2 separate regions of the Homo sapiens genome follow, and region 1 is linked to region 2. Evidence: chromatin loops called from intact Hi-C (ENCODE). Cell type or tissue: Calu3. All regions are shown on one strand. Each heading gives the region's core, and the rest is flanking DNA. Links, peaks and the distances in the headings are about the cores only. Region 1 overlaps CASC15 (cancer susceptibility 15). Region 2 overlaps CASC15 (cancer susceptibility 15).

What was found. Hi-C counts contacts between places; a loop is a spot of excess contacts. Peaks named below come from ENCODE experiments on the same cell type or tissue, not always from the same donor. Only the 100,000 strongest peaks of a DNase experiment are listed, where the experiment ranks them.
Region 1: it touches region 2 in a loop (4-fold over the local background); 6 of 110 quality-filtered maps call a loop at or near these places.

Annotation. Positions count from the first base shown.
Region 1 is chr6:21,669,475-21,685,691 of GRCh38, reverse strand. All of the region lies in intron 2 of CASC15 (cancer susceptibility 15), which reads right to left. Among named protein-coding and RNA genes, the nearest start is that of CASC15, 11 kb to the right of the region's middle. In Calu3, for the core only: no CTCF peak of the experiment used is centred there; a DNase peak (open chromatin) is centred at 6,441.
Region 2 is chr6:21,724,261-21,740,477 of GRCh38, reverse strand. The region is part of intron 2 of CASC15 (cancer susceptibility 15); the gene reads right to left. Among named protein-coding and RNA genes, the nearest start is that of CASC15, 66 kb to the right of the region's middle. RefSeq lists an enhancer at 752-1,674. In Calu3, for the core only: no CTCF peak of the experiment used is centred there; DNase peaks (open chromatin) are centred at 8,217, 8,587 and 8,967.

The sequences.
Region 1 (16,217 bases), core at 2,824-10,823, 53 kb after region 2:
ACGGAGAGTTCCGGTTTTGGAAATCTACTGGCTGCCTTTGGATGTTTAGCAACGTGTTAGGATCCAAGATTATTCTGTAAGAACAGGAGGCAGAACCTGAGACCACTGAGGCTGGCCAAGATCCACTGAAATTGGCCAGCCATGAGAATCAAGGTCTAAAGAAGGCAAGAACCAAAGACGAGAAGCAGTATCAGGGTAAGAGCAGGCAGAGTTGAGGCCGAGGAACACTGAAGGCTGGGATGTGAAAAGACAGACTATTTGAATCTGTGGACCACGTCATAAAATTTGCATAAAGTCAGAATCAATAGGTAAATAGTAACCTAAGTTGATGCAGAGAAAGGAGGCAGAAAATAAGATGAAGCTGTCATCTGCTGGGGACCTCGGATGTTCGAGCCCATTTTCCAGGCACCTGGATTGACTCCCATGTTCCAAAGGAGATCTAAAAATGCGGGTTAGCCAAACTCCCATTCCTGGCTTCTGAAGCCTCAGATCACACAAACTCTAGGAACTCCAGAGGTCATACCGCAGAGCGAGAACTTGGCATTAGGATATCATGATACTTCTTCCTCTTCTTTGCTTATTTATCTTACAGCCATTTGTCTAGAAACCTATGCAATATATTTAGGTATAGCAGCTCCATCATTACAGTAAAGTGAGAATTTTGAATTTGGCTGAGGAGTCAGACCTCCTGATGGAAATTTTTGAAGAAAAACATTCCATGAACTTTCACCAAAATTCCCACACTGGGATAAATGCTGAACACTTATTAAGAAAGTACCAAAATTTATTTATCTTAAAGACAAAATGAAAACAAGTGAATTTGTCTATCCTTTGAACTATACTAATCTGCAAAACTCAAAGAAGCTGAAAATATATGCTGATAATTTTTGTTGCCTTACCATCTCTTTTCGTTTAATCGCTGAGACCAAATATAGTAGGTGGCATTTCAGCAGGGTTGTCACATAACTAATCATGCCAACCTCCAATGGGCACTACAATGATCAGCCATCAGGGACTAGCATCCTGACTGTGCTAACGCAGTGTGATGTATTTCTAGGAGGCGGGGCAGGCAGGAAGAGATAGCTTTCTAGAATATCAATTTGTGGTGAGGGCTAAAGATAATGAGGTCAGGACTCATGGGGGTCACCAAACAAAGCCTGAGTTCAAATAACTGCCCACCTTTGGGTGTTCTGAGTTTTTAGACTTCTTTCCTTTAAATTGTATTTACCTTCCAATGAAAGCAATGTGAAAGGGTCCCCATTACACATTCTTTTTTTTTTTTTTTTTTTTTTTATGAGACAGCGTCTCACTCTGTCGCCCAGGCTGGAGTGCAGTAGCGCGATCTCGGCTCACTGCAACCTCCGCCTCCGTGGTTCAAGCGATTCTCCTGCCTCAGCCTCCTGAGTAGCTTGGGATTACAGGTGCGCATCACCACACCCGGCTAATTTGTGTATTTTTAGTAGAGACAGGGTTTCATCATGTTGGTCAGGCTGATCTCGAACTCCTGACCTCGTGATCTGCCTGCCTCGGCCTCCCAAAGTGCTGGGATTACAGGAGTGAGCCACCGTGCCTGTCCTCCCATTACACATTCTAATAGCTCAGCTCACCCACTGTAATATCCGGGATTCACTCTTTACACCAAAAAGTTGTTGTGCAGGTGTAGGTCCAGGCCTTGCATAGGCTATGAAACTTCTGGTGTGGAATATTAAAGAAAGCTTGAGTTCTCTTCGTCCTTCCAGGCCAGTACTGAAAATCAGGGGCTCAAGAAATCTCCCAATGAAAGAAACCCACATCACAGGAAGGCAGGCTGAGTTCAAACCCAAGGCAAAGAAGAAAAGCACATGCAGTTTGGCCCAGCTCTGCTCTAGACTTGTTTTAAAATTATTTTTTATTTTATGTTTTAATTTATTTATCTATTTAATTTGGGGGGGATGGATTTTCGCTTTTGTTGCCCAGGCTGGAGCGCAACGGCATGATCTCAGCTCACTGCAACCTCCGTCTCCTGGATTCAAGTAATTTTCCTGCCTTAGCCTCCCAAGTAGCTGGGATTACAGGTGTGCACCACCACGCCCGGCTAATTTTTGTATTTTTGGTAGAAACGGGGTTTCACCATGTTGGCCAGGCTGGTCTTGAACTCCTGACCTCAGGTGATCCCCCCGCCTTGGCCTCCCAAAGTGCTAGAATTACAGGCATGAGCCACTGCACCCCGCTCTAGGCTTTTAGAAAAGAGGGTCTTGTTCCCTCTATTAGAGTGGTGAGATCCAGAAAGCTAGTAGGACCCAATCCTGGGATGTGGGAAGGAAGGCATGAACCAGGTCACTTAGGCCTACCTCTGGCCTGGCATAGGCCCGTCAAAAATAACAAGAAGACGCTGGGCGCAGTGGCTCACGCCTGTAATCCCAGCACTTTGGGAGGCCGAGGTGGGCAGATCACGAGGTCAGGAGATCAAGTCCATCCTGGCTAACACGGTGAAACCCTGTCTCTACTAAAAATACAAAAAAATTAGCCGGGCACGGTGGGAGGCGCCTGTAGTCCCAGTTACTCGGATGGCTGAGGCAGGAGAATGGCGCGAACATGGGAGGCGGAGCTTGCAGTGAGCTGAGATTGCGCCACCGCACTCCAGCCTGGGCGACAGAGTGAGACTCCGTCTTAAAAAAATAATAATAATAACAAGAAGAGGCTGGGTGTGGTGGCTCACGCCTATAATCCCAACACTTTGGGAGGCCAAGACGGGAGGATTGCTTGAGCTCAGGAGTTCCAGACCAGCCTGAGTGAAACAGCAAGACCTTGTCTCTACAAAAAATAAAAAATAATTAGCCAGGCATGGTGGCATGCACCTGCAGTCCCAGCTACTCAGGAGACTGAGGTGGGAAGATCGCTTGAATCCAGGAGTCCAAGGCTGCAGTGAGTTGTGATTGCACCACTGAAGTCATGACAGAGTGCAGTCTGGGTGACAGAGCAAGACTGTGTCTCTAGAAAAACAACAAGAACAAAGAAAAGAGCAAGTAGAGTCCCTAGAGGGTCATCACAGTCCAAAGTAGACAGAGCAGAATAAGAGCTAGAGCTATGAATAAAGAGCATGTCATTGCATAGAGTTTCTTTTCTCTCATACCTATAGAAAGGGAGAGGCCTAAATGCAGAGACAAAGCAAGGTGAAAGCCACAGGGAAATCTTCAATTCAGGGATTCAGGGTTTTCAATTTAGGAATTGTGAGTCTGCCCAAACTTTCTTGGATATCTGACTTGAAGAAGAGAGGAGATGAAAGGATGATCTGAAAATCATTTTTCTTTTGCTGCAGAATAGGGACTCTATGAGTATTGCTATGTATCATCTTTTGGGAGTTCCTTAGAGATAATGACGCCATCCATTAAAATCTGACAAGTAAAACTCTTGAACACAGACGGATTTCACCGTCATGCCGGCTTCTCAACTGCTGCTTGCAACACAATCTCTCCCTCTGAAATCTAAAAACACCAGCAGAGGGCCGGGTGCGGTGGCTCACCCCTGTAATCCCAGCACTTTGGGAGGCCGAGGCGGGCAGATCACGAGGTCAGGAGATCAAGACCATCCTGGCTAACACGGTGAAACCCCATCTCTACTAAAAATACAAAAAATTAGCTGGGCGTGGTGGCAGGCACCTGTAGTCCCAGCTACTTGGGAGGCTGAGGCAAGAGAATCGCTTGAACCTGGGTGGTGGAGGTTGCAGTGGGCTGAGATTGTGCCACTGCACTCCAGCCTGGGCGACAGAGCCAGACTCTGTCTCAAAAAAAAAAAAAAAAAAAAAAAAAAAAAAAACCACCAGCAAAGTAGACCATCCTCTTTTTAAGCCTCATTAAATGTTTGGGTCTCAAGATACAGTCACAGTATTTGCAGAATAAGAGTAAGTCTCAAGGTGAAACTAGAAAAATTATCAGGGTGAGTGGGAGCTCTCAAGGAAACATTCTCTCTTCCTGGTTTACATTACTGATCCCTAATATCTAGTGCAAAGTCAAAAGAGCTGCATTGTGCAATTTACTAGTTTGATAACTTGAACTGGACATTTTGCTGAACCCCAGTTTCTTCGCCTATAAAATGAGAATGTTACTAACAGCTATTATATGGAATTCCAGTGAGAATCAAATAAGATGATGCATAAGATACTGCTGCACAAGTACTTCTGTAATGCTTCTCTACCACTTCTCTGAGAAAAATAGAATACTGAACTATAAATTTTAAGATGTATACTTCATATTCACTAACACCAATAATTAAGAACCTTGGCCAGATATGGTGGCACACACTGTAATCCCAGCACTTTGGGAGGCCAAGGTGGGTGGATCATCTGAGGTCAGGAGTTCAAGACTAGCCTGGCCAACATGGCGAAACCCTATCTCTACTAAAATTACAAAAATTAGCCAGCCATGGTAGTGGGCACCTGTAATCCCAGCTACTCAGGAGGCTGAGGCAGGAGAATCGCTGGAACCCAGGAGGAGGAGGTTGCGGTGAGCCGAGATTGTGCCACTGCACTCCAGCCTGGGTGACAAGAGTGAAACTCTGTCTCAAAAAAAAAAAAAAAAAAACCTTTAAATTTCTCTTGGTTTTCCTTATTTCTAAAATGAAATAGTCTACAATGAGAGAACTACTGGAGTTGTTTGGGTTAAAAAAAAAAAGTCATGGCCTGGCTTGGTAGCTCATACCTGTAATCCCAGCACTTGGAGAGCTGCAGCAGGCAGACTGCTATTGCTTGAGCCAAGGAGTGCCAGACCAGCCTGGGTAACATGGTGAAATTGCGTCTGTACAAAAAATACAAAAATTAGCTGAGCATGGTGGTGTATGCCTGTAGCCCCAGCTATTCTGGGAGGCTGAGATTGGATAATACCTGAGCCGGGGAGGTAGAGGCTGCAGTGAACCGTAATCACACCACTGCATTCCAGCCTGGGCCACAGTGACTTTGTCTCAAGACAAAAAAAAAAAAAAAAAAAAAAGACACTACGTAATCCAAAATACTAGGATTAAAACCACAGTTTCAAAATTCTATCACAGTCTGTAATGGTACCAACTCAAATTTGAAGAAAAAATGGAAAGTCATCCCATTAATTTAAGACAAGTGTCACAGAAATCCATTTCAAACATTATTTCCCCCACAATGATCTGAAGCTATGCATAAATTATCAAAATTATCTATGCATGCATTCCAATTATAAAAATTTTGGCTTCAGATATTCAGGGACTTCTAAGCATGAATTGCTTGAGACCATATCACTCTACTGATCATAAACATGTTGACCCGCATGTTCTGGATTTTCCAACAGAGGGTACAACAGAGTATCAATATCCCCCTACATGGTAGATTTACCTATCCTTACGCATGCATACCTCACAATAAAAGACATTTACATAAGAATAAGGTAAGACTATGAAAATACAGTCTTTTTTTATTCCATCCAAGCTCAAATAATTTTTCTCAAGTTGCTGCCAAGTTGCCCAATACTTAACCTTGTCTAAATACCTTTCTACATCCTAAGCCAAGGATTTGGTGGCTGTTAACTTACACTTAACCAAGATTATGAAAAACTGTTGCTGGGATGCTGGAAAAGTTACATGTTGCCTCATAGAAAAGGAATGCTGGGGCTTAGCAACTGCCCATGGAGTCACTTACCAAAGCTGTGCTTGTTTTGCTCTTCGTTTGGACAGGTTACTTTTCAGAAACTCTTTTAATTTTTATTTATTTATTTTGTAGAGATGGGGTACCACTATGTTGCCCAGGCTGCTCTGGAACTCCTGGCCTCAAGTGATCCTCCCACCTCAGCTTCGCAAAATGCTGGGATTACACACATGAGCCACCATGCCTGGCCTCAGAAACTCCTACTATGTTAGTCATAGAATACCTTAATAACCTAAATTCCAACAGAGTGGATTGTTTCCATTAGAGTTTGTAACTTCTAAAATCATGATTGTGGCTGGGCGCGGTGGCTCACGCCTGTAATCCCAGTACTTTGGGAGGTTGAGGAGAGAGGATCACCTGAGGTCAGGAGTTCAAGACCAGCCTGGTCAACATGGTGAAACCCCGTCTCTACTAAAAATACAAAAATTAGCCGGTCATGATGGCGGGTGCCTGTAATCCCAGCTACTCGGGAGGCTGAGGCAGGAGAATCGCTTGAACCAGGGAGGCAGAGGTTGCTGTGAGTCAAGATCAAGCCATTGCACTCCAGCCTGGGTGACAGAGTGAGACTCTGTCTAAATAAATAAATAAATAAAATAAAATCATGATTGTGACATACACACAGCATCTGGCTCCAATCTGTATGTTTAAATCAATAATCCAAGCTTACCCTGACGCATGGACATATGAATGCCTTTGCTGGGTTCGTATCCAATAGCCATCCCCCTTCAACTGTGTTCTGACACTGGGCACTGATAAGCATTATGAGCCCCTTCCCGGGCCTGGGGTGTTAGTTGACCAGTCTAAGCCTCTCAGATGTGTCTGCTTATCAGTGACTAGTGTTTGTCATGGGCTACTGTAGTTACCCTGGGAAGTCCTCTTGTAGACTTCTGCGAAAGTTTTTCCTCTGACTCATAAAAGGCCAGGATTTGGAGACACTGAAACCCTCATATATTGCTGACGGAAACCTCCAACCTGTAACATGGTATTGTCACTTTGGAAAACAGTTTGGCAGTGTCTTAAAAAGTTGAATATAGCCGGGTGCAGTGGCTCATGCCTATAATCCCAGCACTTTGGGGGGCCGAGGTGGGTGGATTACCTGAGGTCAGGAGTTCAAGACCAGCCTGGCCAAAATAGTGCAATCTTGTCTCTACTAAAAATACAAAAAATTAGCTGGGCGTGGTGGCGGATGCCTGTAATCCCCAGCTACTCAGAAGGCTGAGGCAGGGGAATGGCTTGAACCCGGGAGACAGAGGTTGCAGTGAGCTGAGATGACACCATTGCACTCCAGCCTGGGCAACAAGAGCGAAACTCCGTCCCAAAAAAAAAAAAAAAAAAAAGAAAGGAAAAAAATAGTTGAATATAAATTACCATACAATCCACAATTCAACTCCTGGGTATCTACACCCAAGAGAAATAAAAACGGGTGTCTATACAAAGACTTTTTTTTTTTTTGAGACAGAGTCTCGTTCTGTTGCCCAGGCTGGAGGGCAGTGGCATCATCACAGCTCACTGCAGCCTCGACCTCCCGGGCTCTGGTGACCCTCCCACTGCAGCTTCCTGGATAGCTGGGACTACGGGCATGTGCAACCACACCCACCTAATTTATTGTATTTTTGGTAGAGATGAGGTTTCACCACGTTGCCCAGGCTGGTCTTGAACTCCTGGGCTCAAGCAATCCACCAGTCTCAGCCTCCCAAAGTGCTAGGATTACAGGCATGAGCCACCATGCCCAGCCAATACAAAGAGTTATGCACATATGCTCATAGCAGTATTATTCGTGGTAGCTGCAAAAACGGAAACAACTAACATATCCATCACCTGGTGACTAGACAGACAAAACATGGTATGTCCACACGATGCACCACTACACACCAATGAAAAGGATCAAACTACTGATACATGCTATGACACAGACTGATCTCATAAACTTTATGGTGAGCAAAAGAAGCCAGGCAAAAAGGCCACACTAATTGTAAGATTCCACCTCCATAAACTGTTCTGAAAATGTAGACATATATAGAGATAGAAACTAGTAGTTACCTGTGACTGGTGGATGGGAATAGAAATTGACCACAGTGGACACAAGGGATCTTTAGGGAATGATAGAAAGTTCTGGAAATGGGGCCGGGCGCAGTGGCTCACGCCTGTAATCCCAGCACTTTGGGAGGCCAAGGCGGGTGGATCACGAGGTCAGGAGATCAAGACCATTCTGGCTAACACGGTGAAACCCCGTCTCTACTAAAAATACAAAAAATTAGCCAGGCATGGTGGCAGGCACCTGTAGTCCCAGCTACTCGGGAGGCTGAGGCAGAAGAATGGCGTGGACCTGGGAGGTGGAGCTTGCAGTAAGCCAAGATCACGCCACTGCACTCCAGCCTGGGTGACAGAGCGAGACTCAGTCTCAAAAATAAATAAATAAATAAAATAAAAATAAAGTTCTGGAAATGGTGAAAGTAGTACAATTCTATAAGTCTCCCCACTCCAAAAATCATCAAATAGTATACTTAAACGTGTGCATGTGTGCGCGTGTGTTTGTATTCAGACAAATATTCGGCCGGGCAAGGTGGCTCACGCCTGTAATCCCAGCACTTTGAGAGGCCGAGGCGGGTGGACCATGAGGTCAGGAGTTCAAGATCAGCCTGGCCAAGATGGTGAAACCCTGTCTCTACTAAAAATACAAAAATTAGCTGGGTGTGGTGGCGGGCACTTGTAATCCCAGCTATTCAGGAGGCTGAGGCAGAGAATTACTTGAACCCAGGAGGCAGAGGCTTCAGTGAGCCAAGATCACGCCACCGCACTCCAGCCTGGGCGAGAGAGAGAGTGAGACTCCATCTCAAAAAAAAAGACAAATATTCACCGTTTCTTTCCTAGGTCCAGGTTACCAGCTGACCAGGAACCATGATGTTACTGATCTGCTGAATTAGCCAGTCCTGGAACAGCTATACTCTGAATTCCTTCAAGGTGAAATGAACGAAACAAAGAAAGAGGGAAGGAAGGAAGGAAGGGAAGGGAAAGGAAGGGAAGGGAAGGAAGGGAAGGAAGGGAAGGGAGGGAAGGGAGGAAGGAAGGAAGGAAGGAAGGGAAGGGAGGAAGGAAGGAGGGAAGGAAGGAAGGAAGGAAGGAAGGAAGGAAAGAAGGAAAAAAAAGAAAAAGAAAGAGAGAAAAGAAAAAGAAAAATCCTTACTTTTTAAGCCACTGTTAGTTGACTATTTTCTTACGTGAGGACAAATACATCCTGATTGATATAAACTAGACATGGTGTCACCCTATTCAGTGGTATATGATCCAGACACACATTTAATTTTGGAGGAAAAATCGAGTTTTGAAAATATGTATTTGTGGCTGGGAGCGGTGGCTCACTCCCGTAATCCCAGCACTTTGGGAGGCCAAGGCGGGCTGATTACCTGAGGTCAGGAGTTCGAGATTAGCCTGGCCAACATGGTGAAACCCCATCTCTACTAAAAACACAAAAGAAAAAAAAAACTAGCTGGGCGTGGTGACACACACCTGTAATCCCAGCTTACTCAGGAGGCTGAGGCAGGAGAATCTCTTGAGCCCAGGAAATGGAGGTTGCAGTGAGCCGAGATTCGTGCCACTGCATTACAGCCTGGGTGAGACTCTGTCTCAAAAAAAAAAAATGCATTTGTGGTAATGTACGTATGTTCAAACATTTCTAATTAGGTTTACAACTTTTGGGCTGTGAGGTACATTAAAATGACACGTAGAAGTTGTGCTGTTAAAACTCCATTTTAGGCTGGGCGTGGTGGCTCAGGCCTGTAATCCTAGCACTTGGAGAGGCCCAAGCGGGCAGAACACCTGAGGTCAGGGGTTCGAGACCAGCCTGGCCAACATGGCAAAACCTTGTCTTTACTAAAAATACAAAAATTAGCCAGGTGTGGCCAGGTGTGGTGGCTCATGCCTATAATCCCAGGACTTTGGGAGGCCAAGGCGGGCGGATCACAAGGTCAAGAGATCGAGACCAGCTGAGTGTGGTGGCTCACGCCTGTAATCCCAGCACTTTGGGAGGCCGAGACAGGCGGATCATGAGGTCAGGAGATGGAGACCATCCTGGCTAACACAGTGAAACCCCATCTCTAATAAAAATACAAAAAAAAAAAAATTAGCCGGGCGTGGTGGCGGGCATCTGTAGTCCCAGCTATTCGGGAGGCTGAGGCAGAATTGTTTGAACCCAGGAGGCTGAGGTTGCAGTGAGCCGAGATCACACCATTGCACTCCAGCCTGGGCGACAGAGTGAGACTCCGTCTCAAAAAAAAAAAAAAAAAAAAAAAAAAAAAACAACTGGCCGGGCACGGTGGCTCAAGCCTATAATCCCAGCACTTTGGGAGGCCGAGGTGGGTGGATCACAAGGTCAGGAGTTCAAGACCAGCCTGGCCAACATAGTGAAACTTTGTCTCTACTAAAAATACAAAAATTAGCTGGGCATGGTGGTGAGCACTTGTAATCCCAGCTACTTAGGAGGCTGAGGCAAGAGAATCGCTTGAACCAGGGAGGTGGAGGTTGCAGTGAGCTGAGATCACGCCACTGCACTCCAGCTTGGGCAACAGAGTGAGACTTCGTCTCAAAAAAAAAAAAAGAAAAGAAAAAGAAAGAAAACCCTCTTTCAATTTTAATATGAACTAGCACTTGTCACTCAGCCTAGCTCCCACCTACTCCCCTGCAGGGTCAGTAGGAATGAAATGCCTGGAACATCCCAAACACATTCCAGACTCCATCTTGTTTCATCCCTCCATGTTTCTGCATATCAGTTTCCAAGCCTAAGATGTTCCTTTCTTTGTCTCTCAAAATGCTACGTATCTTTTAAATCCCAACTCAAGAAAGTCTTCCCTGACCAAATAAACAATCACTCCCTCCTCTGCTTTAACTCTATACTTTGTATGTACCACCATTATCACCTCTAGCAAACAATATTGGAATTGATTTCATTATTGCCATCTCCCCTACTGTGAAAAGCAAAGGGTTTCAAGTTAAAACGCAGTTCTATCTTATATGTGTGCGACTCTGGATAAGTCACGTTACTTCTGACTCTCGATTTCTTCTTCTTTAAGGTAAACACAGATATTATCCCATCTCTCTTAGACTACTAATGAGGCTTAACTAAGATAATATATGTGAAAGCATTTTTATCAATTATGAAGTACTGACAAATTTTAGTTTGAATAGATGAGTTTTGTTTTTTTTTTTGAGACGGAGTCTCGCTCTGTCGCCCAGGCTGGAGTACAGTGGTGCGATCTCGGCTCACTGCAAGCTCCGCCTCCCAGGTTCACGCCATTCTCCTGCCTCAGCCTTCCAAACAGCTGGGACTACAGGCGCAAGCCGCCACGCCCGGCTAATTTTTTTTTTTTTGTATTTTTAGTAGAGACAGGGTTTCACCGTGTTAGCCAGGATGGTCACAATCTCCTGAACTTGTGATCCACCCGCCTTGGCCTCCCAAAGTGCTGGGATTACAGGCGTGAGCCACCGCGCCCAGCCAAATAGATGGAATTTTTTAAAGGTATTTAATGGACCACACGATTTAGGAAAAAGATGTGATCTCTCCATTCTGTTAAAACTGCTCTAGTGAAGACTCCCAGTGAGCGCTGACCTCCAAAATGCCTAAACCCACAGATTTATTCTCAGTTCTCATCTTCATCCTTCAGCAACACTTGACACAGATTGTCTTGCCTTCCTCCTGGAAACACTTCCTTCCCTGGGCTTTCACCCCAGCGGCACTCCCTTTTCATTATTACTACTTCCTGCCCACTTCTAAATCTGGAAGGCCTTAAAGCTCAGTATCTAGACCTCTTGTCTTTCTATACTCACTCCCGGGTAATCCCAACCAGTCTCCTGGCTTTAAATAGCATTTAATTTCTTACAACTAACAAATCTGTGTCTCTACACTTCTCTGAAAACCAGACTTGTTTATCAAATGCCTAAATGCTTAAAAAGTATCTTAATTTTGGCCAGGCGTGGTGGCTCACGCCTGTAATCCCAACACTTTGGGAGGCCAAGGCAGGCGGATTGCCTGAGGTCAGAAGTTCAAGACCAGCCTGTTCAACATGGTGAAACCCCGTCTCTAATAATAAAGAAAAATGAGCCGGGCTTGGTAGCGGGTGCCTGTAATCCAAGCTACACGGGAGGCTGAGAAAGGAGAATCACTGGAACCCGGGAGGCGGAGCTTGCAGTGAGCCGAGATGGCGCCTCTGCACTCCAGCCTGGGCTACAGACCGAGAGACTCCATCTCAAAAAAAAAAAAAAAGCATCTTAATTTTAATGCATCTGAACTGAGCTACTGGTATCCTATGCCCCAAGCCTGATTCTCATCTCAGTTATTAGCTATTTGGTCCTTCTGGGAGCTCAGGACAAAAATCTCGGACTCATACTCCACTCCTCTCTGTCTCGTACTTCCCATCCAACCCACCAGAAAAACTTTAATACCAAAATATATTCAGACTTCAACTCCTTTTCACTACCTCCATGTTACTTTTACCCTGTTACCAAGTCAATATCACCTCTCATTGGGATAACTGAAACAGCTTCCTAAATGGTGTCCCTGTTTCTGCCCCTGCCCACCCCTTTCACCTGGTCTCAACCCAACAGCCAGAGTTATCCTGTTACAGCAGAGCTTTCATCCTTTAAAACCTTTCAGTAACATCCCACCTCCCTCGGTATAAAATCCTAAGCCTTTACCATGGCCTTTGAAGCTCCTTGGCACCTACCCGCCATATTCCTCTTTCCTCTCCTACCACTGTCCCCATGGCTCACTCCACTCCAGCCTCTGCACCCTCCTTGCTTTCTCTGAAACATCAGACACTTGTCATTTCCTCTGCCTGCATGCTTTTCTCCCCAGCATCATGTAGCCCATTCCTTCACTTCCTTCAAATCCATCCTCACATGTCACCTTCTCCATGAGGTCATCCCCCACCATCCAAATGAAGTTTGCAACTCTCTCCCCTTCTACTCTCTATTCCTCCTTTCTGCTTTATTCTTCACGATAGTATTAATAGTTGCTCCCTTTTAACATATATTTTACTGTCACTAGTGAAAGCTCTAAGCATGCAGGGACTTTAGTTCATTTCTGTGTCCTTGATGGTTAAAACAATGCCTGGCACATGCACACAGAAAGTACTAAATAAGTATTATGTAAAAGAATGAATGAGAAAAAATGAACCAAGTAGGCTTTCTAGATTCACAAAAAACGTACTTCTAAATACCTGTATCTTTAACAATAATGGGAAGAACTATAATCAAAGTTCTTAGACATGCACGAAATCTAAAAATCAGCAAATTTGGCTGGGCACAGTGGCTCATGCCTGTAATCCCAGCACATTGGGAGGCCAAGGTGGGTTGATCACAAGGTCAGGAGTTCGAGACCAGCTGGCCAATATGGTGAAACCCTATCTCTACTAAAAATACAAAAAAAAATTAGCCGGGCCTGGTGGCGGGCGCCTGTAGTCCTAGCTACTCCTACTCGGGAGGCTGAGGCAGGAGAATCGCTTGAGCCTGGGAGGCAGAGGTTGCAGTGAGCTGAGATTGCACCGCTGCACTCCAGCCTGGGTGACAGAGCGAGGATCCATCTCAAAAAAAAAAAAAAAAAAAAAAAAAATCAGCAAATTTGAGCCACAAAGAAGAAATCAAAGTAAATTTGGGAACACAAATAAGTACCAAAAGAAACTTATAGCAAATAAATGAGTAGAAATGGTACTCAGAATACAACTAAATATGCAGGTAATCACTTCCTTTACTTAATATAAAGGCCAAAGTTAAAGCCGGGCACAGTGGCTCACGCCTGTAATCCCAGCAGTTTGGGAGGCCGAGGCGGGTGGATCACCTGAGGTAGGGGGTTTGAGACCAGCCTGACCAACATGGAGAAACCTGGTCTCTACTAAAAATAAAAAAATTAGCTGGGCCTGGTGGCGCATGCTTGTAAGCCCAGCTACTTGGGAGGCTGAGGCAGGAGAATCGCTTGAACCCGGGAGGCGGAGGTTGCAGTGAGCCGAGATCGCGCCACTGCACTCCAGCCTGGGCAACAAAGCAAAACTCCGTCTCAAAAAAAAAAAAAAAAGAAACAAAGTTAAATAAATGCTTTTGATTTACTTATGAGATGTTTAGCATGCATTATATTCATTATTTTTAGAAGGCATAGCTAAATATTTAGGTTTTCTTTCTGTGTAAGTTTATTGTGAACACCATGGTGGGTTGTTCTACGTTCAGTAATTCAAACTGATCCAAGTCAACGGGCAGTTTTAAATAACCAAGACTATAAAATTTGATATCTATAGTAAAGTTTTTAAGTATATTTGGTTATCACTTCAAACATTAACAACATATAGACATTTTTAAATGAATGTATTATTTTAAACTCTGTAATTACAAAGTATTATATTAGTAGTTGCTATATTGATATATAATCTGCTAATTAAAATGAATGCTTTCAACAAAGTTTTGGAAACATATTAAAAAAAGATATTTTCCTATTTTAATATTGATTAATTCCATATTTTTATTCCTAACATTATCATATCTAGGCAAATATCTGCTAGTAAATTACAAATGAGAAATAATACCTTAACATTCCTATCTGAAACTTCCTAAAGATAAAATGAATATACTCTTCCTTGAACTAAATAATCACTCAGAAGGCAATGCATATTGCTATATTACAGACCTAGAAAATGAAAATCCATGACTTGAGACTTCGTTTCAAAATGAAATGCTATTCTTCTAAGTGCTATTTATATTAACTGTAAGTTTTTTATTTAACTAAAGATCATTCTATAAAATTAGTAATAGAAAATGTGCTACAGTTCTTGATTTCCTCATCAAGAAACCACTGAGCCATCACTTTATATTTTAGCTGAAAAGTGAATAAACACGAGTTTTTAAACCATATCTAAATCATTGATAGCATTGAAAATAGAGAATTTCAGTAAGTCAATTATAGAAAGTCACTATTATCTCAACCTACAGATATTTCAGTAAGAAAATGGAAAGGCCACATACTCCAAGGTAAGGCCATGACCTTCAGAAATATACTCATGCATAGTACGATTTAATAAATGCTCGTTGAAGTAAATTAATCTGCAATCAACTGGATATAAGATTTGAATTAAATATAGTTTTACAGAAAAACATTTAAACGGATACAAACTTCTGTCCAAATTGACTTTGAATATTTCAGTGAATATTTGGTTAATGGGGCCTGAAACTTGTAAGGGAGACAACAAAGAAAGTTTGAAGTAACAAAACATCATTAAGTCATTGTGAAAGCAAGTAACAGTACTTTTTATTATGTTTACAGATGCCTAGCCCTCTGTTTTTTCCTACATAAAAAAATATTACAACAACCATATGAGATAAGTGTTAGGATATACACATTGCAAATGAGGAAATTCGGAGCCATGAAAATCCAGTAACGTGGAGGAGGTATCATAGTAATTGCCTAGGCTGTGATTCGAACTCAGGTCTGTTTTACTCCAAAGTCTCTTTCTAAATCTCTGATATCAACTCTGAGTGGCCATTATAACAAATTCAAACATATTGACTTCAGATATTTGTAGGTAAAACGTTTGTCGAGAAATAATACTGTACTTTCCACCTCCAAAAAAAAAATTCCAGCAGACAAACTTTTATTGAGAACATTTAAGGAAATCTGAAATTTCCATACAGAACACTTAGTTGAGAGTATACTTTACAGAAAATTTAAAGCATATTTCCTGAACTAATGCTACCTGAGCTAAGCATTCAAACAAAATAATTGTAATTAAATCACATTAAGTTTATCATGCCAAGGCGGGGCACGGTGGCTCACACCTGTAATCCTAGCACTTTGGGAGGACGAGGCAGGCAGATCACCTGAGGTCAGGAGTTGAGACCAGCCTGGCCAACATGGGGAAACCCGGTCTCTACTAAAAGTACAAAAATTAGCCAGGCATGGTGGCAGGCACCTATAATCCCAGCTACTCAGGAGGCTGAGGTGGGAGAATTGCTTGAATCTGGGAGGCAGAGGTTGCAGTGAGCCAAGATCGCGCCACAGCACTCCAGCCTGGGCAACAAGGGCAAGACTCCGTCACACAAAAAAAAAAAAAAAAAAAAAAAACTTGATGATGCTGTTAACTCTATTGTTCAATGATGTAAAAACAAACTTTACAAGAGAGGATGTATCTTATTTATAGAAGCAAGTAACAAATCATAGAATCTTAATGTTAAAAGATTTCAAAAATGTTTTAAGTTATTTAACTTAACCTTCATTTTATTGGTAACAAACAGAAGCCCAGGAAGGTTAAGTAGCTTGTTTATGTTTATACAGCTAGAAAGAAGCAAGTTGTAATGTTCCTTTTTTCCTCATAACAAGATAAAAATGTTTCCAATTCCCAGTTAATTTATTTGACCAGACCACAGAAAGAAAGTTCTTACTTTCCATGGCAAACAATCACTTAAACAAGGATTGTAAATATATCAAAATTAACTTTTTATATTACCAACAGTAGTTATGTGAATTTTTAACTACTTTCTCACAGAGGTGAACAAAAACTAATTGTAAGACTTAAAAGAAGGAATAGAAGACTCTTATGAC
Region 2 (16,217 bases), core at 4,614-12,613:
CACCTTCTCCAAGGAAGTTTAACATCTCTAGTTTTCTGAATATGAAAAAAGATTATAGGATCACAGTCTCCCGTGAGCTAATGAGGCATATGCAACCAGCCTTGAAATTTGAAAGGAGAGAGAGAAAAATCAAAATTGGAGTGCATTCACCCTTCTGAACGTATTTCTTTCCTCCCTCCAAAGCATCTGTATCCTGGCTGAGCTAGCAGACAATTTAAAGGTTTCTTAGATCAGTTTTAATATTTTTTTTAATTACACTGAAAATAATACCCACCCCCAGAGACAAGCATTGTGTTTGCACAAGGAACAGCGTCCCCTTCTTACCAGTTCCCCAAGACCCCCACCTCCATTCAGTCACCAAGTCCAATCTGAAATCCACCTCCTAAAGAGCTCTGGACTCCAGCCACTTTCCGCATTCCTACAGCCACTCCCCTAATTAGGGCTACTATTATCTCCCCACCGGATTACTGTGGAAACTTCCTAACTGGTCTACCTGTCTTCCAGTTTGCCTCACCCCATCCATCCTTCACACACCAGCTACAGAGATCGTTCTAGGAAAGTCAGTCTCCTATTGGCATTAGGATAAATTCCAAACACCTTTACGGAGCTCAAAGTATGTTCAGGATCTGTGCAATGCTCCAGCCCCATTTCTCTACTTCCACCTCACACTCCACACTATAGCCAAGCTAAATTGCTTTTATTCCCTCCCAACACCTCCCACCCTGGACCACCACACGCACACAGTGGGCTCTGGCACATGACCTTGTGAATGCCTGTGATGCCTCCCACCCCAATCCTAACCCATCCTCCCCCTTTTCCATCCTTTGACCCACTCTTGCTCTTCATCAAGTCTCTGCTTACATATGACATTCTCCCAGAAGCCTTTCCTCTAAGTCTGGGTTAGGCAACCCCTGCTCACTCTCCCAAAGCACCTTATATTTACTCGTTCAAATGATTTATCATGCTACACTGCAATGCTATTATTATTTGTCAATATCCCCCTAGCATGGAAACTCCACGAAGACAAGGATAGGGCCTGCAGTGTTCAGCACCAAACTCCCAGTGCCAGTGCCTAACATCATGCCTGGTACTTTGTAAGTGTCCAGAATAAATCTCTATTGAATGAATAAAATTAATCAATTAATGACAAAGTTTTCACTCAAAGACTCTGAAGTCTCTGTGGCAAGTGTTTTTTTGGAAATGAGCTGGGAAAATCACCTTGGAGAAGGTGATTTTAAGCTTTCCTAAAATTTAACCTAGCACATAGAAGGTATTTGATAAATATTTGTTATTTATCCTGTTTGTTACTGAATTGAGAAACAAACAGGATTAACAATGCTACTAGGTATATAAAAATGTAAAGTTTTTTTTTTTTTTATTAAAACTGCTTGTCAGACATTGAATAGGGGGCCAGAACATGTAAATCCAGTTATACGGGTTATACAAGTGCTGGGTCTGAGTAGTCCTTACCCCACCGAGTGCTAGGTGACCTGGATTCAGTATTTTAATTGTTTGCTGTTGCTCCTATTTTATTTACACTACAAGCCACTACTCTTCTGAGGTCAGCCCCACATAGAAAGGAGATTGCACCATCAGTTTTACTCAGATTTGCAAGTCAAAATACGATAACAAGAAAAACTTCAAGTTCACCCTTATTTCTCTTCATTCTAAGCAAATAGATAAACCAATATCCAAGAGAATCTTGCCACTTTGTACAATGATCCTGTGCACATCTGGCAGTCAGCCCGGCCCACACTGGAGTTTGTGTGTTTAGGCTTCCTTTATAATTTGAAGAGCAAGGGTGATGACACAGCTCCTGTGACCAATTCCAGTCCCTGTTTACTATTTGCCCAAGGCTCCTGCCTCAGCTAGACCTGAGATCTGGATTGAGATATTTACTATAAAACAAACCAGTAGTCAGGACCTGCTTTCACTCTCAAAAACACCGGTACCTACAAAAAAAAAAAACTAATCTACAGAAGGTTAAGAGCCCCCACAGAGTCTCCACCCAGCCCTTGTCCATCCTCATCTCCAGTTGTCCCCTGGCCCTTGTATCTCATACTCCAGGCACACTACTCAGGGATCTCCACATCTTCCTCTGTGCTCTGCACAGTCTCTTTTCTATGCTTGGAATGTCACCACTCCAGTCTCATTGGCACTCATTGCCTACCACTCTCTACTGATACTTTTTTTTCTTTTATTTTCTTTTTTTTTTTTTTGAGGCAATGTCTTACTCTGTTGCCTAGGCTGGAGTGCAGTGCTCACTGTAACCTGGACCTCCCAGGATCAGGCAATCCTTCTGCCTCAACCTCCCAAGTAGTTGGAACTACAGGCACACGCCACCATGTCCAGCTAATTCTTAAAATTTTTTATATTTATTTATTTAGTTAGTTTGTAGAGAATGGGGTCTCACTGTATTTCCGAGGCTGGTCTTGAACTCCTGGACTCTCAACTCATACTTAAGGCCCCTCTCCCTGCACCCAAGCCAAATCAATCAGTTCCTCCTTTGTCCCTCCCTTCCTTACCTCTCTCTTACTTAACACATTAGAGATTGTAACTACTTCTCATGCATCTATCTCCCCTAACAAGTTGAGAACTACTTACAAGCAAAAAAACACATTTTTTTTTGTTTATTTCCTCATAAAAATCATAAAATCACACCTCACACATGTTAATCAATGAATGGTTATTTAATGAATGACCCTACCTTATCCCTACCCACAACTGAGACGATACATTAAAATTACCAGAACTTGACTATAATTCCATTCATCATGGTTCTATATATACATCATTGAAACCAAAAATGCAAGTACTACAATTTACTTGCTGTGTAGACTAAGGGTAAATTACAAAATTGATTGTCCTAATGACAAGGAAATCGTTCAGCCTCTGACAGCATAACTTTGAATTGTTGTTCCAACCTGATCAGTATTACAGACAATCCAAAGAGAATTTTTAGAGATTTTCAGTGGCACGCCCTACCTGGCCTTTTAAACATTTGCTCAGCAAGCATTTGTTAAGCACCAGCAATATATGTGTGGCTTTCCATGGTAGGCAAGGACTACCAAATTGTGTTAGAAAAGATCTCTGACCTTAAATGAAGGTCCCTTTCAGTCTAGTAAAGGAACGAAAGCAATTACTTAATGGATGTCATGTGAGTGGTAGAAACAGAGTATTACTGGGATTTACAAGAGGATGAAGGCAGGTGGTCTTTCACTACATATTGCTAGCAGGATGGTAAATGCAGTCTAAGGTGACAATTTTGGCTCCTTTTAGGCCAAGATTTGCACCATTTGTTTAGCTGCAGGTCTCTTAGTAACAATGCAGGAGCTAGGGAGTTAAGATGCCTCTACCTCGAAGGAGAAAGGAGGGTAGAGAGGCTTCTCAACTCTTCCGGGCTTTCCCCACCACGTTAGGTGGTTTACCACTGACGTGCCTTGCAGGGGAAAGTTTAAATCTAACAAGCTTCGGCCGGGCGCGGTGGATCACGCCTGTAATCCCAGCACTCTGGGAGGCCGAGGCAGGTGGATCATGAGGTCAGGAGTTTAAGACCAGCCTGGCCAAGATGGTGAAACCCCATCTCTACTAAAAATACAAAAATTAGCCGGGCGTGGTGGTGGGCGCCTGTAATCCCAGCTACTCAGGTGGCTGAGGCAGAGAATTGCTTGAATCTGGGAGGCAGAGGTTGCAGTGAGCCGAGATCACACCACTGCACTCCAGCCTGGTGACAGCGAGATGCCATCTCAAAAAAAAAAAAATCTAACAAGCTTCAAGATGAAGCTCTGGCCCAGAACTCATCTCCTCCCAGAAGGTCTCTAATGAGGACTGGCCTCTTCCACTCTCACAGCCAATTACTGACTCCCAGGTATGAGCTCCCAAATCACACACCACTAGGACATGATCCCTGCCTTTAAGGTCTAGTGTAACTGTAAATATTTACCACCGTTTGTCTTCATTGCATTTGTTATTGTATGTTCCAAGTTTTTAAAAAACCACTAAAGCCATTAATTATGCTTTCTAATATTTCGCTAGCCCCATTTCCCTCCAATCCAAAATCTCCATAATACCCTCAAACTCAAGTTGTCTCTCTCCCTTATACAAGGTATGGCCCGTGGTTTGCAAAAGATTTATTTTCTCTTACACTTGAAATCTAGAAATTTCCTGCTAAGTCATACAACTTCAAACATCCACCTTTCTCTGGAGACTACACAAATAATCACTACCCAAAGCCAAGTATATCCAAAATGGCCTGTGATATTTCAGAACAAAGGATTCATAAGCAGGAGTTCAAGGATGAATCCACCATTTGAAATTGTATGAAAAAAATCTAATGTGCAAGTGAATATATGGGTTTTTTTTTTCCTTTTGGGGTAACATTCTATTGCTTTCAAGAAATTTTCAGAAGAGGCTATGAGACAGACACACACACACACATCCCCACAGAAACACATAGACCTAAATGAAATCCTAATTTTAGTGAAACATTTTTGTACACAAATGTGACACAATTTCTATTTGTCCAATAAAACCTGTTAAATGTTTCAAAATCTTTTACCACATCTTTTAACTTAAAATATGATTAAAAGGTCTACCTTGCCAGACCAGTGCAAGAAACACAATGACCATAGGAGAAGTAGCAAAGAAAGAGAAAAAAACACCTCCAAATATTTTATGCCTGGAAAACTTGGATCATGAAGAAGATGAGAAAAAAAAAGTAGGTCATTGTAACTTGACATTCAGAAATAAGCAGCAACATTTTATTCTCACTGACCTGTAAGTCACCCTCCAGCTCCGAATTTCATCACTACCTTACAAACGGTTCCTGAACTACCTCAGCATGGCATCTGCTATATAATCTTCTAAAACTAACATTGGGAAACAATTTTTTTTTTTGAGACAGAGTCTTACTCTGTCGCCCAGGCTGGAGTGCAGTGGCGTGATCTCAGCTCATTGAAACCTCCGCCTCCCTGGTTCAAGTGATTCTCCTGCCTCAGCCTCCCAAGTAGCTGGGATTAAAGGCACCCACCACTACGCCCAGCTAATTTTTGTATTTTTAGTAGAGACAAGGTTTCACCGTGTTGAACAGGCTGATCTCAAACTCCTGACCTCAAGTGATCCACCCGCCTCGGCCTCCCAAAGTGCTGAGATTACAGGCGTGAGCCACCGCGGCCAGCCAGGAAACAATTTTAAGAACATAATAACTATACTTAATTCCAAAAATTAATAAGGAGAATGTATGCTGAATAATAATGTGGTGTGAGAGTCTGTGGAAAGACGTACTTGGGTTTGTTTTAAATGAATTAAATATATAAGGCTACCACAGACCTTTACCTACAATGTAATTTATATGGTAGCTGGGCGCGGTGGCTCACGCCTGTAATGCCAACACTTTGGGAGGCCAAGGGGGGCGGATCACCTGAGGTCAGGAGTTTGAGACCAGCCTGACCAACATGGAGAAACCTCGTCTCTACTAAAAATACAAAATTAGCCGGCCATGGTGGCGCATGCCTGTAATCCCAGCTACTCGGGAGGCTGAGGCAGGAGAATCACTTGAACCCGGGAGGCAGAGGTTGTGGTGAGCCGAGATAGCGCCACTGCACTCCAGCCTGGGCCACAAGAGTGAAACTCTGTCTCAAAAAATAAATAAAATAAAATAAAATAAAATTTTATATGGTACAGGTTGTCTCAAAAGAGGAATTTGTATGTGGAGAGCCCATTTTAAATGTGTCCTGCATTTTTATCTGATACTATAGCCACTGGGGATTTATTTGCTTTCATCAGTAGTTACCTGACATCCTTTCTGCATAAATCCAGATAGAAAAGTATCTCTTCTGGTTCTGTTATTTGCTGCTGTAGTTTCCATCTGTAGTGCTAAGATCCATCCCTTATTTTATCTTGGACACCAAGCAAGCTTCTTTTCTTCACACTCTAGTCTCTTCTCAACAGCTTCACAAGGGAATCTCTGGGTTGCTTCAAACGCATCTAACACTTCTTTCCAATTATTTATGTTGGTGACAAACTCTTTCTCACCAACTGTCTAGGGTCACTCAGAGGTACTTGATTTGAAAAAGCATTCGGTTTCCTATCCAATATTTTGGTACCTCTCCAGCTCCCCACTTCAGCTCTGCCGATGTTAGCACATTGTTGAGCAGAACTTGCCTCTTACATTTTATCTGAGATTGGCTATAACATCCATATGCTGAGTTGCTTCCACATTGGTTCTCATATCTGAAAATTGTTAATATCAGCAACAACCCTTAAAAAAAACCCTGTTGCTTTTTAAAAACCCTGAGCACTTATATCACAGAAAGGACCCAATCCCAGATCTGCCACTTATTATCAGTGAGACATCTGAGCAGGTCTCTTAACCCCCTCCCTGAACTTCTTTTTCCTGTCTGTAAAATGGGGAGAATACCACCTTCCTCACTACGTTGTGAGTATTAAATAGGTTCGTGCATGTGAAAGGTTTAGCATAGACACTGGCTGCCCCAAAGCCAGTGCTCGTAAGTGTTAGGTACTTATTTATTCTGAGAGCAAAGTCTTAATTATCTGTGGATAGAGAGGTGAACATTAGCATGAAATTGTGCATTTTTTTTAGGGGAATGGAAACAATTTGCATTTTAAGAGCAAGCAAGCATTTTTGTTTAAAAATATCAAGGGCATATTGTTACAAGCTCCTGCTCTGCAGGGACACTGAGCCCTTCTAAGTTCTTTCCTTTTCCCAATTTTGTTTTCTCCTCCTCTCTGTGAATGAAAACAGCACATAGAGAAATGCTTTGTAAATGCTATAGCAAGATGACCATTTATAAGGACTCTAGAGAAAGTCCTAGGGCAAACTGGTTGCTACATCTAACCCCTTGAACAGGCTGACAAAAGATTTAAACTGTAGCAGCCATGTGAGAAACACACATGTGGTTTTAAAATATTTGAATTCCATTGTACAGTTCTTGGTAAAACCCATGCAGACCAAGGAAGCTGACACATTCAATAGAAGACATGGGCCTCCGTTGTGTCTGTGACCCCTCCAGGTATTTTAAGCACCAGAATCAAAGTACAGAAATAAAAACAAACAAAAGCCCAATATCTGTCCATGCCTGGTCTTACCAAAAAAAAAAAAAATTGTTTTTTTAAAAAATAAGTCTCTTATGGGATGACTGTGGACTTATTTAGCCCATTCAGCAGGATTTTTTACTAAGCTACAATGCAAAAGATTTATTTTGTCATTGTCCAACACCAACAATTGAGGAAACTCGGCCTAGTGCAAAATCCCCAGGAGAAACAATCTACAATTTAATTAGTGAAAAATTGAAGCAATTTAAATACAATTCCAGGCATTTTTTAAAGTAGTATTTGAATAGACAGCTGCTGCATCTACTAAGTGTTTAGGCAAAGCACCATAATCCCTGATCCGATGAGATGCCCAAGGTTATGAACACAACTGTCTGTTGTCAGGGCAAGACCCAGAATTTAAAACAAAACTCCAGAAAGCCTCCCTCAATGCCTGCTCCATCCCCACAAAATAAAGAGATCGCTAGCTAAATAGCCAGCCAGCCAGCTAGCTAGGTAGATAGATAGATAAAGAAAACATTAGTCACAGCCTTTTGAAGCACAGTAGAATGGAGACAGAAAAGGATTTAGAGCCCACAGCACTAAGCTGGAGTCCTGATTTGTTCATTACCTTTTTTCTGTTACTACTTCAAATTCCTCATTTATAAAATGGGAATATTAATGCCTATCCCACATGAGTTTTGAATCTTCAATGAGAATATAAGAAAACACTATATAAATGTTACTTGAAGATGTTGAAATGTTAAAGAAACAGAAAATATAAATTGAATTAGAGATATGTCACTACTGCACCTTCTACCATAAGAACTTTATTGTTTCAGCCTTTTTTTTTTTTTGATGGAGTCTCACTCTGTAGCCCAGGCTGGAGTGCAGTGATGTGATCTCGGCTCACTGCAACCTCCGCCTCCCAAGTTCAAGCGATTCTCCTGCCTCAGGCTGCGGAGCAGCTGGGACTACAGGCGCATGCCACCACGCCCAGCTAATTTCTGTATTTTTAGTAGAGACGGGGTTTCACCATATTGGCCAGGCTGCTCTCGAACTCCTGACCTCGTGATCCACCTGCCTCAGTCTCCCAAAGAGCTGGGATTACAGGCGTGAGCCACCGTGCCTGGCCTGTTTCAGCTTTAAAGATTTATTTGTACATACAAAATATTTTGCCACGCCCAGTTGCAGTCTTGCAAGATGAAAAGGGTTCTGGAGATGGATGGTGGTGATGGTTGCACAATGATGTGAATATACTTAACACCACTGAACCGTATGCTTAAAAATGGTTCGAATGGCAAATTTTATGTTATGTGTATTTTATCACAACTTTAAAAAATTATTTAAAAGCCTTTTACCATGATAAAATCCCCTGGTAGCAAGAAAGAAATCCTCTTCCTTTAATATTTAACTTGGTCAACTGAAAAAGCGAAGAACAAGGGGCTGAGGATCCTAGATGTGCCACAGAGTATGAGCACATTGCAAAGGTATGTACAAATTCTAGGACCTCGGCCAAACTTCCCAAAAGGACTTTTTTGTTAACCTTTGTTAATTGCAAACAAAACCGATTTCAAAATAGAGGTGCCCACACGTTGGTTGCCAAGCCCTCAAACACCCATGCTTTGCACACTTTAAGGGACAGGAATGGCATTTGTGCTATGAGTACTAATGAATACAAATACTTGAAATGATTCAATAGTTTACATCTGAAAACATTTCACAGACTCTCAGTATATGCTGCAACAAGTGCATTAAACATAAGAAGAGCCCCCAAAGAAGACCAAGAATCCACATTAGAACTCATATCCTTCAAGGAGGGTGGACATTCCTGTTCTTGGTGCAGTTAGAGAGGTGTCATATGAATCCACCTATGATTACAAGTCCAGACACAGAAACAGCTACAGGCAGCAGAAGGGAGACATGGTTAAGCATCACTGAAAAGGAGCTCCCAGCAGTCTCAGCTCTGTTACCACCCACCCGCTGGGTTACCTTGAGCAAATCACCAAAACTTTCAAGGCCCCTGTCTACACATCTAGCTCTCAGTGACTCTTTGCTCTATTCTAAGCTTGGCCAGGGAGATCTAATAACAATTTATTAACCCTATGCATTACAAAGTGCAGCTATGAGGAAAAGAAAGAATATTTGAAAAAGAAAAAAAAGAGGGGTGGGCGTGGTGGCTCACACCTGTAATCCCAGCACTTTGGGAGGCTGAAGTGGGTGAATCACTTGAGGTCAGAAGTTCAAGACCAGCCTGGCCAACATGGCGAAACCCCATCTCTACTAAAAATACTAAAGTTAGCCGGGTATAGTGGTGCACACCTGTAGACCCAGCTACTTAGGAGGCTGAGGCAGAAGAATCACTTGAAGCCAAAAGGCAGAGGTTGCAGTGAGCTGAGGTTGCACTCCAGCCTGGATGACAGAGTGAGACTCCATCTCAAAAAAAACAAAAACAAAAAACAAAAACAAAACAAAAAAACACACACTAAACTAAACACCATGATAACAGGGAGATAAGAAGAATCTAAATGACCAAGGCTGAACACCAACAGCTCAAACAAATATCAGGAAAAAGCACCTGCAATAAAGACACACAGCACAGCTGCCATTAGCGAAATGCTAAGGCAACGGAAGCTCAGCTTTTGAACGCAGCATAGGACACAACGCCCCCACCTCCGTGCTATCTTGGAAGTCAGCGGAAACCTCAGCATCCACAGGAACCTGGGCCAGAACTGCGGCTCAGCCCTGAAAATTCTGCAAACTGTCTCTACGGTTGGAACAGAGATTACAATGGTACTAGTTCAGGGCAATCGGGTGAGGGAAGACAGTATAACTTAGTGAAGGTCTAAATTACAAAACGGGGCCCAGCACGGTGGCTCATGCCTGTAATCCCAGAACTTTGGGAGGCCGAGGTGGATGGATCACCTGAGGTCAGGAGTTCGAGACCAGCCTGACCAACATGGAGAAACCCCGTTTCTATTAAAAATACAAAAATTAGCCAGGCGTGGTGGCGCATGCCCGTAATCCCAGGTACTCAGGAGGCTGAGGCAGGAGAATCGCTTGAACCCTGGAGGCAGAGGTTGCGGTGAGCCTAGATCGTGCCATTGCACTCCAGCCTAGGCAACAAGAGCGAAACTCTGCCTCAAAAATTAAATAAATAAATAAATTACAAAATGGTTTATCATCACACATTTCTTTACATACTCTATGTTTTAAACTAAGGTATTAATAATGTTGTAAAATAATTATTTTCATCTAGTCCAAAGTGGGATATTTAATATTAATAGTACACAAAAGGATGAGCAAATCCTCTACAATAAAATAATTGATACACTTAAAAGTTGATGTCAAACTAAAAGACCTTCAACTATTTATTAGATACTTCCTAATTTTATATTTCCTTCACGTGAAATTTCAAACTCTAAGACACTAGGAAAGTTGCTGTTTTTAATTGGCTAGCATTCTCTATCAATGAATAAATGATCACAAGTTGCAAATCTGTAAAATCATCACTTATTAAAATATTCTAAATTGGAGGTGAAATGGTACCATAGTACATATCCTGAGACTGTTCTCTCCCGGGTTCCTGTAAAATACCCATCAAAACAAAGCAATAGAGGGGGAAATCTGATCATGGAGAGCAAAGAGAGGAAGGAGCCATGATCATAACCTGGAGACATGTTCTACCCTTGCACTAATTGCGGTGAGATTCAGCAACACTGTTTTGTAATCACCTCCTGAGTTCCTTCATGAGGGATGGAAGTGAGAGGACTTTCTTAACCTTCGCTGATGGCACCTAAGCAAGAAACTACGTCACCCTGAGAAAACTGACAACCTGCCAGGTCAGTGATCCAAATTCACATCCCTCAGATTTCCTTTTCCCATGCCTAACAGTAATATTAGAAACCACTCAGCAGACTGGTTTCAAAGCCCCAGCATCCACCTCTAACAAGGAAAACCACACGAGATAGAAAAACAGTTGATGAAGGCAAAAAAAAAAAAGAGCAATCCCATTTCAAACTAAAACATTATGCTGAGACATGGACAGCAGAGGCAGAAAAAGAGACCCAGTCAAAAGCCCTTCTTGAACATTTTTTTTAAAGACAAGGTCTCATTAGTATTGCCCAGGCCGGAGGGCAGTGGCGATTATATTCACGCTGTAGCCTCAAACTCCTGGGCTCAAGCAATTCTCCCACCTCAGCCTCCCTAGTAGCTGGGAGTAAAGGCAGGCATCACTACACAAGACTCTGATTATTCTTTTATGTTAGTAGGCCTCAAGACTATTTGCCTTGGTCCCCAGTTTTTTTTTTTCTTTCTTTCTTTCTTTTTTTTTTTTGAGATGGAGTCTCTCTCTGTCACCCAGGCTGGAGTGCAGTGGCGCGATTTCGGCTCACTGCAAGCTCCGCCCCCCGGGTTCACGCCATTCTCCTGCCTCAGCCTCCCAAGTAGCTGGGACTACAGGCGCCAGCCACTACGCCCGGCTAATTTTTTTCTATTTTTTTTTAGTAGAGACGGGGTTTCACCCTGTTAGCCAGGATGGTCTCGATCTCCTGACCTCGTGATCCTCCCGCCTCGGCCTCCCAAAGTGCTGGGATTACAGGCGTGAGCCATGGCACCTGGCCTTTTGGTTTTTTTTGTTGTTCTTTTTTTTTTTTTTTTTTTTTTGAGAAAGCGTCTCGCCGAGCACAGTGGCTTACGCCTGTAATCCCAACACTTGGGAGGCCGAGGCACGCAGATCACAAGGTCAAGAGATCGAGACAGGAGTCTCACTCTGTCACCCAGACTGGAGTGCAGTGGCCCGATCTCAGCTCACTGCAACCTCCGCCTCCCGGGTTCAAGCGATTCTCCTGCCTCGGCTTCTCGAGTATCTGGGATTACAGGCGCCCACCACCACACCCAGCTAATTTTTTTGTATTTTTAGTAGAGACAGGGTTTCACCACACTGACCAGGCTGGTCTCGAACTCCTGACCTCAGGTGATCCTCCCACCTCAGCCTCCCAAAGTGTTGGGATTACAGGCGTGAGCCACCGCGCCCAGTCACGTCCCCAATTTCGAAAGCTGCAACCCTGTTGCAAATGACTTTACCTCACCCTCATGCCTAACCTGAAGTCCAGACATGAATGAACATCCAGGCATTGCTTAGAAGACTGAATGCGTTCCACACACAAAAAGATAAATGGCACTTAGTAAATGCATTGCCAGGCATCATAAATTGGGTTCATTACAATGTACATCAAGCTGCCCTGCAATTTCAGAAAAGAAAGGTGACCCTGCCAGTGTCCAGGGGACTATGAGGCACCTGGGGGACTCCAACATCAAGCCAGGATAGATGCCTGAGATCCAAGTGTAACAGGAGACAAGATGACGTCTGGAGCAAGATGTGACAGGAGAAAAGAAACCTTTCATTGCCATCATCCCTCCCCTAGACTCCAAGTCCTGGGGCAGGTACCTCAGAGAAGTTTCCATCTGGCAAAGGCTGCTGAGAGAAAGGAGTATAGGTGATTATTAGAATTTAGACTTAGGGTTGGGTGAGGTGGCTCACGCCTGTAATCCCAGCACTCTGGGAGGCAGAGGCGGGTGGATCACCTGAGGTCAGGAGCTCGAGATCAGCCTGGCCAACATGGTGAAACTCTGTCTCTACTAGAAAACAATTAGCCGGGTGTGGTGGTGTGCGCCTGTAATCCCAGCTACTCGGGAGGCTGAGGCAGAAGAATCGCTTGAACCCAAGAGGTGGAGGTTGCAGTGAGTCTGGGCGATAGAGCGATACTCCATCTCAAAATAAATACTTAAATAAGTAAAATAAAAAATAAAAAAAATTTAGACCTAGCTAAATCTTGGCTTTAAGATCTCTAAAATCCTAATAGTACATTTCAAACCACAGTGAGGTGGATATCCTTTGGCAAAAGACTATCTCTTTGTAGAAACTGAATACTACTTACTTTGTAGAGACAATTTCTTCATCCTAGGAAGACTGGCCGAATAGGCAGTTTAATTATGCAAAGAGCTTATGAAATAAAGATTGTTACAAGACCACAGCTGTAAAGCCTAGGCAAAATTACATCTCTGCAGACTCTGTTAACTCTGGAGAAATGCTTCTTGTCCAAGAATGGATTTGGACCATATGGTTCCTACAAACCACTCTGGAGATACCTGCATTTCAGCCCTTATTTGTGGATCAGAAGCAGAGATAAATGTATGGAGAGAAGATGTGAAAACCCATCTATATTTGCTGATGGAGGAGGGACTCTAAGTGAAGCCCTACCTGGAAGAAACCCCTGATGCTCTACGTGACTAATCCACACTTGAACCAATGTCCGGTTGCTGGACCTACTTAAGTGGTTCTTAATCTTCTGGGGAGATGCTAGACCACTTTAATAATCTGATGAGGGCGATGGATCTGCTCCCGAGAAAAAGGCATGTGGCCAGAAATCTGCACACAGCTTCACGGGTTTCATGAATCACTCAAAGCCTGTGTACTTTGAGAATGTGTACTCAAAGCTAAAAACTTACGGACCATGGTATTACATAGGGGTCTCGCTAGGGCTATGAATTAAGCTAATAACACTCCTAAACTGTGAAATTATCTTTGAAGGAAATGAGTATTCTTTCCATTAGTCATCCTGAAAAGCGGTAGATCCTGAAAGGAAAAAAAAGGCCTTAGACTGAAGGAGAAACTCTACTTTTTTTCTCCGAGACAAGTGAGACTTTAGTCTGGATTCTCAGGAGTCTAGACATGGTGGGGAATACTGACTTTCACCTCCATGGAAAGCAGGCAGAGCCTGGGAGCAGATCAATCCAAAATTAAAGCCATGCAGATGGCCTGGGCCTATAAATTCCGAAAATAATCATCTCACATCTGGTCACAAGTTACTCTGTATGCTATAATTCTCTCCTGTTACCCTATACCTTTAATAAAGCTATGTTAAATGCTATAACTTACCCTGGGCAACATAGGGAAACCCAGTCTTTGCAAAAAAATGAAAGAAAAAAAAATAGCCTGGCATGATGGAGTGCACCTGTAGTTGCAGCTACTAGGGAGGCTGAGGCAGGAGGGTGGCTTGAGCCCAGGAGGAAGAGGCTACAGTGAGCTATGATCACTCCACTGCCCCTCAGCCTGGGTGACAGAGCTAGACTGCGTCTCAAAAAACACCAAAATTATAGCTTTATCTTAGAAATCGTTGAGGAACTATGAGAAGGGTCTGTGTCCAAACTTGGACTACAGTGATAAACGGGACAGTAGCCCCTTTGTTTGTGTGTGTGTGTGTGTGTGTGTGTGCGCGCGCGCGCGTGTGTGTGTATTTTGTTTTTGTTTTTTGTTTTTTGAGATGGAGTCTCGCTCTGTCACCAGGCCGGAGTGCAGTGGCACAATCTTGGCTCACCGCAACCTCCACCTCCCAGGTTCAAGCGATTCTCCTGCCTCAGTTTCCCGAGTAGCTGGGACTACAGGCGTGCGCCACCAGGCCCAGCTAATTTTTTTGTATTTTTAGTAGAGACGAGGTTTCACCATGTTGGTCAGGTTGGTCTCGATCTCTTGACCTTGTGATCCACCCACCTCAGCCTCCCAAAGTGCTGAGATTACAGGTGTGAGCCACCGTGCCTGGCCAGAGTAGCCCCTTTTGAAGCCAACAGAGTGATGGTGGCTGTAAACCCTGAGACCATGAGCAGCAAACAGCCTGACAGACATCAAAGCCAGTCCGTTCTAACATCCTTCCCCAAAAGGAAGAAGAAAAAGAACTACAAAGGAGGCCAAGGGTCTGCTGGCCCCAGGGCAGGGCTATCAGCCGGTGGATCTCAGGCTGACCTGTGAATGTGATTCCACCTTATACCCAAAAGAGGCCATTGGAATATCATAAAATGATAGATCATATTAAATGAAAAAAGATCATATTGAAAAGTAAATAGAAAACCAAAAAATATTCGAATACATTAATGAATCCCAGAGCTGGATTTTGTCGGGGAAAGAATACGCAGTCTTAATTTTTAAAACATAGAAAACCCAAATAAAATTAGAAATAACTTTGTGTTTAACACTTTATTAAATAAATGAAGATGATCTAATATATAATTTCATGGTAAAATCTTAGTGAAACTGATAGTTTTCTGTAAAGGTTTCAATTCCCAAAAGTAAACCAATATCATAGAAGACATTATGAAATGTGTAAAGGAATTTACACCAACAAAAGACTCAGTGTCTGTTTGGCTTTATTGGCCATTTGTTTTAATTAATTTAACCAGTAATTTTAATTAATTTAGCCAGTAATTTAAAATTACTGGTTTCAAGGACCAAATCCAGGAAGGTTAAGAGATTTGGGGCCAGGCACGGTGGCTCAAGCCTGTAATCCCAGCACTTTGGAAGGCCAAAGCAGGCAGATCACTTGAGGTCAGAAGTTCAAGACCAGCCTGGCCAACATGGTGAAACCCCGTCTCTACTAAAAATACAAAAATTAGCCAGGCGTGGTGGCAGGTGCCTGTAATCCCAGCTACTTGGGAGGCTGAGGCAGGAGAATTGCTTGAACCCAGGAGGCGGAGGTTGCAGTGAGCTGAGCTCAAGCCACTGCATTCCAGCCTGGGGGACAGGAGCAAAACTCCACCTCAAAAAAAAAAAAAAAAAAAAGAGATTAAGGTTACACGTCACACACTCAGTGCATAACTGAGACAGAATTCTGTTTTATTTGTCTACTTTCCTCAGCTAGAAATATGAAGGCTAAGACTGTGCTTTTGTTCCTCTAAGTTGCCTGGTAACCATCATTATAACTTAAACTGAGATTATGGGATGGAACTCTAAAAAAAAAAAAAAAAAAAAAAGAACAACAAATTTCTAAACATACCAGCCCTAATGTCTACCTTTCTTAACCTCTAATGAGTCTACCTCTTTCTGTTAGTGTAGTTGAGATATATGGAGTAACTGAACCACGACTAGGTATTATATACACAGGAGGTACACTCGTATTTCTACTGTATTCTATCCTACTTTATGTAAGTCTGCGACGGGTATTTAGTCCCAAAGTCTTTGATAAAATGTTTTGCCATTCAATATTTGAAATGTACATACACCACTGCATCATGTATTGATTTTATTTCAGATGCAGTTTCTCCAATGCCTCAAGAATAGTAAAGTCTATATTACATGTCATTCTCTTAAAGATCATTTTCTTGGAGAGGAAAAA